Regions from separate parts of the Homo sapiens genome. Here regions 2 and 3 are each linked to region 1. A link is a loop called in an ENCODE intact Hi-C map of the cell type or tissue named here. Cell type or tissue: PC-3. All regions are shown on one strand. Region 1 overlaps RAD18 (RAD18 E3 ubiquitin protein ligase). Region 2 has its middle 38 kb from the start of SSUH2. Region 3 has its middle 94 kb from the start of RAD18.

The links. Peaks named below come from ENCODE experiments on the same cell type or tissue, not always from the same donor. Only the 100,000 strongest peaks of a DNase experiment are listed, where the experiment ranks them.
Region 2: a loop joins it to region 1, with 10 times the contacts of the local background. A loop is called at or near these places in 2 of 110 quality-filtered maps.
Region 3: a loop joins it to region 1, with 8 times the contacts of the local background. A loop is called at or near these places in 3 of 110 quality-filtered maps.

Annotation. Positions count from the first base shown.
Region 1 is chr3:8,937,088-8,939,587 of GRCh38, reverse strand. It overlaps RAD18 (RAD18 E3 ubiquitin protein ligase), which reads left to right. Exons shown (of 13, transcript NM_020165.4): 6 at 1-34. Among named protein-coding and RNA genes, the nearest start is that of RAD18, 25 kb to the left of the region's middle. In PC-3, a CTCF peak has its summit at 1,394 (motif pointing left); a DNase peak (open chromatin) is centred at 2,347; H3K4me3 peaks cover 874 bases; H3K27ac peaks cover 966 bases.
Region 2 is chr3:8,681,495-8,683,994 of GRCh38, reverse strand. It overlaps a transcript of SSUH2 not described here. Among named protein-coding and RNA genes, the nearest start is that of SSUH2, 38 kb to the right of the region's middle. In PC-3, a CTCF peak has its summit at 938 (motif pointing left); a DNase peak (open chromatin) is centred at 941; H3K27ac peaks cover 562 bases.
Region 3 is chr3:8,868,628-8,871,127 of GRCh38, reverse strand. No RefSeq gene overlaps it. Among named protein-coding and RNA genes, the nearest start is that of RAD18, 94 kb to the left of the region's middle. RefSeq lists an enhancer at 579-1,778. In PC-3, no CTCF peak of the experiment used is centred here; a DNase peak (open chromatin) is centred at 1,287; H3K4me3 peaks cover 744 bases; H3K27ac peaks cover 2,413 bases.

The DNA.
Region 1 (2,500 bases):
TATCACGCGAAGAGAAGAAGGAAAGCCTCAGAAGGTAAGGAAGTTGAGCAGAACCATTGAGCTACTTTAGCTGGGTGCCTCTTGTGCTTACTTGGGGGAAAATTACAGTATTCCTTTTATCCTGGTGACCGTATTTCCTGCTCTTACTTGCTTTCTTCTTTACTCCTGTTGGCCACTTCTTCCAATCCCTCTCCTCTGTTCTTTCTTCAACTCCCACTTTGCCAAATATGATTAGCTATATTGAATATTTGAACTGCTACTAAATTTTGACTTAATAAGAAATTAGTGACTTCAAATTCAATTCTTTTTAAACTTGTTTTTTTCTCTTAGATTTTAAAAACTACCAAAAAGCCTCTTGGCCAAAGAAAGCAAGGTTAGACTCTGAATATAAGATATAAAAAACCTTTCTCTGATCTTTAGGATGCTCAGAAGTTTTAAAATTTAAAATTGAATTTTTCAAAAAATTTTGACTAGGAAATTATATAAATATATATGATATAAAAAGGTACAAAAATGCATATATGAAATGTAATGTCATACCCCACACCACCCCCCCATCCTCCAGGTATTGTAGCTAATAAATTGTCAGCTCAGTATTTACATCTAAACAACTGTGCTGTTCTACCTCCCTTGTACATGAAAATAACTGTAATTTCTCATGCTAGTCCACTATTGTTACACATATAAGTTGTTCAGGAATGAAATACTAGTCAAACTTAAATTGCAAGGCATTACGGAATCAGTGGATAATAAGCAGAAGACACAATTTAGATGAGTCTGGTGATGAAGGGAGAAAGATGAGATGGTAGTTTGGAGAAGCAGTGAGTGGCATAAAGATCAAGGGTTGTTCTTTTTAAAAATAGGAGTTTAAGCCTTCAGTCTCTTTCCTTCCACTATTTCCAGGGAGAGAGCAGAGGATAAATGGAAGAAAGTGAGGAGCACAAGAGCCCAGTAATGAGGTTATCCTTGACATGCAGAAAGGACCCTTCTGAAACAGGAGGCAAGGGCAAGATAATAGGTGATAATTCAGAGAGATTTGGAAAAGAAGAGGAGGGAAGCTGAAGAAATTAATGGTATCTGAGAAGTGGGGATGAAAGAATGATTTGCTTCTATGTTCAGTCTGTTTTGAAGGACTTTGAAGAGTATTTTCCAAAAACCATGTTAATAAGACAGAGCCATAGTATTATTTTTTGTGATTAAAGAAAATACATCACTTAATTTTTATGAGTAAATTTGGAGTGAATGCAGATTCTGAGGGTCAGATTCATACTGTTACAACTTACAAAAGCTAACATATAAGACACAATGGTGCTTTATTAAGGTAGACATACTTGAGTCCAAACCTGGGGCAGTTTTACATGCACAGTACTCCCACCTAGTGGGTAAGTTTGTTAATGAGAATAAAATTTAGATTTTTAGGTTGCTTAGTGGTGATTTGGAGTAAATGAATAGTCCTAAGGATTATTTCCCATAAGCCACGAGAGTTTGATGAACTGCTTTTCTCTTTAGAAATGCATGAGTTGGGAATATAGAAGCTGAGTATATTCTTTTGGAAGAGTAAGGAATCTGCACTGATTATCTTGCATGGACTCCCCTTTTTCTAGATCCATCCATCAGTTCGAATACATTTCTGATACATCATTTCTGATGCTGTCAGTTTGTTTGAAGACATACTCGTCCATGTGTAATTAAGTTCTAATAGTGGTTTAAATTCCTGCTTCAAAGAACACTATAGTCCTGCCAGTGCTCTGTAGTGAACTTATAAGCACTACCTCCTGGATCCCCCTCTTAGTGTGTTAAAGGCTTTGAGAAGTCCTACATTAAGGGTTACTGTTAGGTTTTGTTTAATTTAGTAATCCTAAATTTATTTGACCGCCAAGCCTTTCTGTTCTCATCACTTCCATCTTACAAAACTGGTGTTTGTGGAGATTCTGAAGACAACACTGGGCCATGTTCTTCTTTAGTTGTATCTTGGCCACGGAGTCAGGTCATAGAGAAAAGGCCCTGTGAGTTTTCCTGTCTCCTCCACAATATTCTGACAGGCCATCTGCTGAATGTGAGTGGCAGCCCTTAACCCTTCTATATAAAACCATGTCAGAACTGCCTCAGATTCTGAGGCCCCTTAAATGTATTACTCAGTTCCACTAAATCATGGAAGAAAAATCAATGTCATTTTCGTGTTTGGGGAAACATTTATCAGGTTTCATGTTTTAAAATTCCTGATAGAAATTGTTGATCTCTGGTGGTGCTTTTTATTGTAAATGCCAGTGAACAGTACAGTTCTTCACTGGAATTTCACAGTCACAGTTTAATCATCTGTCCTTGATAAAACAAATATTTTAGATACAGACGTAATGAATCATCTCTCCCTGTGTGCTTCTGTAAACACAAAATGATTCAGCTGTTGCTACCTACTGAGATTTCATTTTGCCATAATTTTATCAACCTTGTAGAGTCAGATGGGTTGTCATTGTAAGAAGAGCAATTTTCAGAAAAATAT
Region 2 (2,500 bases), 260 kb after region 1:
ATATTACTCCCAATAAAACAGTGGGTGTACATTGACCCTGTGTTATTGTCTCTAATATCCGGGGCCGGGGGAGGTGGGGAGAGGATAACATTCCCTCAAATTTAGCAGGTAGTTTGATGCCCCTTGTGGTGTTGTTTTAAATATCCAGCGGGGAAGACAATAGTACTATTTTTGAAAGTCCGATTCATCCATTCCACCTTTCCGGAACTCTGAGGCCGGGAGGTGGCAGGCAGTTTCCGTGTGATCCCCAATACCTTTGCCGTCTTCTGTACCAAGGCCGCCAAAAACGCAGGTCCGTTATCTCAGCCGATCCGTAAGGGCAGTCGAAATCTAGGAATCAGATTTCGAAGAAGCACAGGGGTTATCACGAGCTTTCTCAGTTCGTGTTGGATAGGCCTCCACCCACCCAGAGTAGGTACACCCAAGAACTAGTAAATACTTGTTACCTCCCCACTTTGGCATCCCTGTGAAGTCTACCTGGAGATCTTCAAAGGGGGCTGCTCCATAAGCTTGTATGCCGGGCGGAACGGCTGCACCTTGCCTCGCATCATGCTGTCGGCAGGTAACACACCGCTGCCTCACCGTTTTGGCAAGGGCTGACAAATGTGAGATGTAGAAACACTGGCCTAACAACTTTTCCAGTGACTCCTGACCTCGATGGGTGGTTTCTTGTCCAACTACAGCTCCTAGCAACTGTGGCGCAGCTACTCTCCCATCTGGTAACCGAATCCATCCTTCCTCCATCACTTGTCCTTCCCTCTACCTGGAGAAAGTCCTTTTCTTCTTTAGAAGAAGTAGGTCCAAGATCAGGTGCTTGAGGGAGCACTGATGCCCGAAAGGGGGCAGATGCTGCTTTTCGAGCCTCTGAGTCAGCGCGGGAATTCCCCAAACCCAGCAAGGTGGAAGCTCGCTGGTGTCCTCTGCAATGCATAACTGCCACCTTGTGGGGTTTCCACTCTGCTTCTAATCATTGCGAGATTTCTTGTTGATATTTTCTGTCTTTTCCCCCAGAGTTAAATAGGCCTTTTTCTTTCTATCACGCTCCATGCACTTGAAGGGTTAAAAAGACATACCGGGAATCAGTGTAAATGTTGACAGTCTCACCCTCACTGAGTTCTAACGCCCCAAATGAAAGCAATGAGTTCAGCTTTATGGGCTGCGGTGGCCTGGGGCAACGACCTGGTTTCAACAACAGTGTCCAGGGTTACCCCTGCACACCCTGCACCTCTCTCTCCTTGGGGGTTGAAGAAGCTGCTCCCATCCACGTATAGTTCCCAGTCTACTGATGCCCAAGGCTGGTCCCGGAGGTCAGGTCTGCTAGAGTCAATTGAGTCCAACACTTCTACACAATCAGGCTCGACAGGGCTCTCTGATACCGGGAGCAAGGTGGCGGGGTGTAGGGTGTTACAAACTTCAATGGTTATATGGGGATTTTCACAGAGCAAAGTTTGGTACTGGGTGAGTGTGGCATTCGTTAGCCAATGGTGTCCTTTAGTATTCATTAAAGTCACCACAGCACAGGGGGCCTTTATGTTCAGGTTTTGCCCAAGAGTCAGCTTATTTGCTTCTTGTACTAGCAGGGCAGTTGCTGCCAAGGCCCTCAAACAGGGGGGCCATCCTTTAGAAACCCTGTCTAGTTGTTTAGAGACGTAGGCCACCGGCCTCAGCCAGGGCCCCACAGTTTGGGTTAAAAGTCCAGCTGCCATCTTTTCTCTCTCTGACGCATACAATGGAAAAGGCTTTGTCAGATCGGGTAGCCCCAGGGCTGGGGCTGCCAGAAGTTTTTACTTTAACTCATGAAAGACTTGCTGTTGTTGGGATCCCCCTTGCAAAGGTTCCCGGTCCCCGCCCCCTTTGTGATCTCATAGAAAGGCTTGGCTAATACTGCAAAGTTTGGAATCCACAGTCCACAAAACCCCACAGCTCCTAAGAATTCTCTCACCTGCCTTCTGCCCTTAGGCTCTGCTAGATTGCAAATGACCTGCTTTCTTTCTGATCCTGGGCTGCGTTCCCACCCCTGTCAGATAGTAAATCCCAAGTAAGGTACCTGCTTTCGGCAGCTCTGAGCTTTCTTCTTGGACACCTAAAACCCACAGTCCTCCAGGTGGGTCCTAAGGATCTTAGGATCTGCGATGGGGTTCCTAAGCCAGGGGGGGAAGAGGGGCTGGCTCTCAGTCCCCACCCTGCGGTGGGTGCCTCCCCACCCTGTGCTGGGCGTCCTAAGAGCCAGAGGGGGAAGAGGGGCTCGCTCTCACTCCCCGCCTCCCAGGGGGTGCCTCCCCCCGCTGCGATGGGGGTCCTAAGAGCCGGGGGGAAGAGGGGCTGACTTTCAGTCCCCATCGCACGGGGGGTGCCTCACCCTCCTGCGATGGGGGTCCCAAGAGCCGGGGGAAAAGAGTGGCTGGCTCTCAGTCCCCGCTTCGTTGGGGGTGCCTCCCGCCCCCCATGGGGGTCCGAAGAGCCAGGGGGGAAGACGGACTGGCTCTCAGTCCCCGCCTCG
Region 3 (2,500 bases), 68 kb after region 1:
CCAATACATCCTACCATCACCAGGATTCTTCTTGGTGCACCCTTCAGAATGTATCGTCTATCTCTCCACTCCTTAGGCCCTCCACCGCTACCATGTTTATTTCAGCCACCATCATCTTTCAGTGATGCTGCTGTTCTAGCTTGCTAATTGGTTTCTCTCATAATCCACATTTATCCCGCCATAGCTGATTCTTCCCCAACAGCCATCTTTTAGAAATGTAGATCAGGCCGAGCGCGGTGGCTCACGCCTGTAGTCCCAGCACTTTGGGAGGCCGAGGCGGGTGGCTCACAAGGTCAGAAGATCGAGACCATCCTGGCTAACACGGTGAAACCCCGTCTATACTAAAAAATACAAAAAATTAGCCAGGCGTGGTGGCGGGCCCCCTTAGTCCCAGCTACTCGGGAGGCTGAGGCGGGAGAATGGCGTGAACCCGGGAGGCGGAGCTTGCAGTGAGCCAAGATCGCGCCACTGCACTCCAGCCTGGGCGACAGAGCGAGACTCCGTCTCAAAAAAGAAAAGAAAAGAAAAGAAAAGAAATGTAGATCAAATATTATTCTCCTCCTTCAAGTCCTCCAATGACCACCCAATGTATTTCAACTCAACCAAATTTCTTACTATGATGTAAATGTCCTGGATGGCCCGGGCTTCATCCACCTCGCTGGCCTGTGCCCTTCCACTCTTTTGCTGTTTTCTGGGCTACAGCCACACAGCCCTTCTTACGGTTGCTAAACATGCTAGGCTTGCTCCTGTTTCAGGGCTTCACTCTCATGCTTCCTCGGTGTGGAATCGTCTTCTCTGGGATCCTCCCACGGCTGGCTGCTTCTCATCATTTGAGAGCTGCACAAATGTCACCTTCTCATTAAAGCCTTCCTGGACCTCTCTTTCTAAAAGACCTCCTCGCTCCTCCACATCAGTATCTGTTCCAGACTCTGTTTTCTTTTCTTCATAATATGCACTGTCCAGAGTTATTTATTTGCCTGCTTGTTTGTTGCTTTTCTTTCCCTACTGGAATGTAAGCCCTGTGGCAGGAGGGACTCTGCCATGTTTGCTACTGTCTGCCAGGCCTAGAATAGTGTCTGGTACACAGTAGGCATTCAAAAACTATTTGTGAAAAGAAAAAACCAAAAGACTAATGGTTGACTGAATGTCTTCTCTCCCTGGAATGTGATGTCTGTGAGATCAGGGACCTTGCTTGGGTGGTGTTCACCTCTGCATTCCAGTGCTCTGAACAACATCTGAGCGTATTAGGTGAGCAGCAAATCAGTGTGGAATGAATCATCTCTGAGCAAAGAGATCTGATCAAGTGAGTCAGGGACCCATTGAAGCAATCTCTTCCTTTCTTCAGTTTCTGCTCTTCTCAGCTGTCCCTGAAATGCTTGGCTCAACCGGATGAAACTAACACCAACTGTTTTATTTATGTGAACTACTCACTTTTTTCTCCAATTCCTATGACTCAATGTATGCATGTGTCTTCACTGAAGTGTACAATAATCTTTATTTTAGGCTTATTGGACACAACACTAAATGCTTTGTCTGGATGAAATTTGTTACTTTTCTAGTGTGGACATGCTCTCCCAACTAACAAATTGTTACAGGGACCATCAATAAGGACCTAAACTATGGGAATAATTTTCTGTTTTCATTTAATACTTATCTTTTGTCTTATTTCTTAGGGCCTAAACTTAATTTTGCTTTGGACCTTTGCTTTGAACCTCTGTGTCAGATGCACAACATCTTTAAATCTTCATTTGAAGATGACTAAGAGACTCAGTAATTAAAAGCTATCACTCCATCTTCCTGTGTACCTTCAAGGGTTTTATTAATAGCTTTCCTTTCTGTTGAACAGATTATCCTGCATCTCTGTGTCTTATTGAAATGCTCAGCACTCACATCCCTTTTCTCGGGAGTTTTTACAACAAGAAGAGCAGAGGTTTTTGTTACGGATACAAAGCTCTGCTTTTGTGAGCATGTTGATTCATTCTCATCAGGGAACAGATGAGGGGTTGTGTGAAGGATTGGGGCAAATTGTTATCACGAAAAAAAAAAGAAGCCTGAAATATTGTTTTACCTTTCTTGACCTAAAGTTCAAGATGTCATAAAATCAACCTTAAAGCTTACCTAGTCCAATGTTATTATTATATAGATGAGGACACTTAGTTCAGGGAGGAAAAGGGGTTCTCCCAAGGCCACACAATTGAAACACAAAAGTCAGAGTCAAACTGAATTCCATCTGGATTTGTGAAGGGCTGATTACCAAAGTACAGTTAAAACTGTTAATGGCTCACCGTGGGATCTTGAGTGAGTCCTCTCACCTTTCCATTTATGTTTTTAAATCTGTAAAATGGGCCTATCTGGAGAAAAGTCCAGATGCGTATTATAGTTATCACCAGATTATTTTTATTAGGTGTTCAATTGCATTTTGGCTGTTTTACAGCAACTGCAATAATATCATCATAATACCTTTACTTTGTTTATTTACATTATAAAATATTTTATTTTT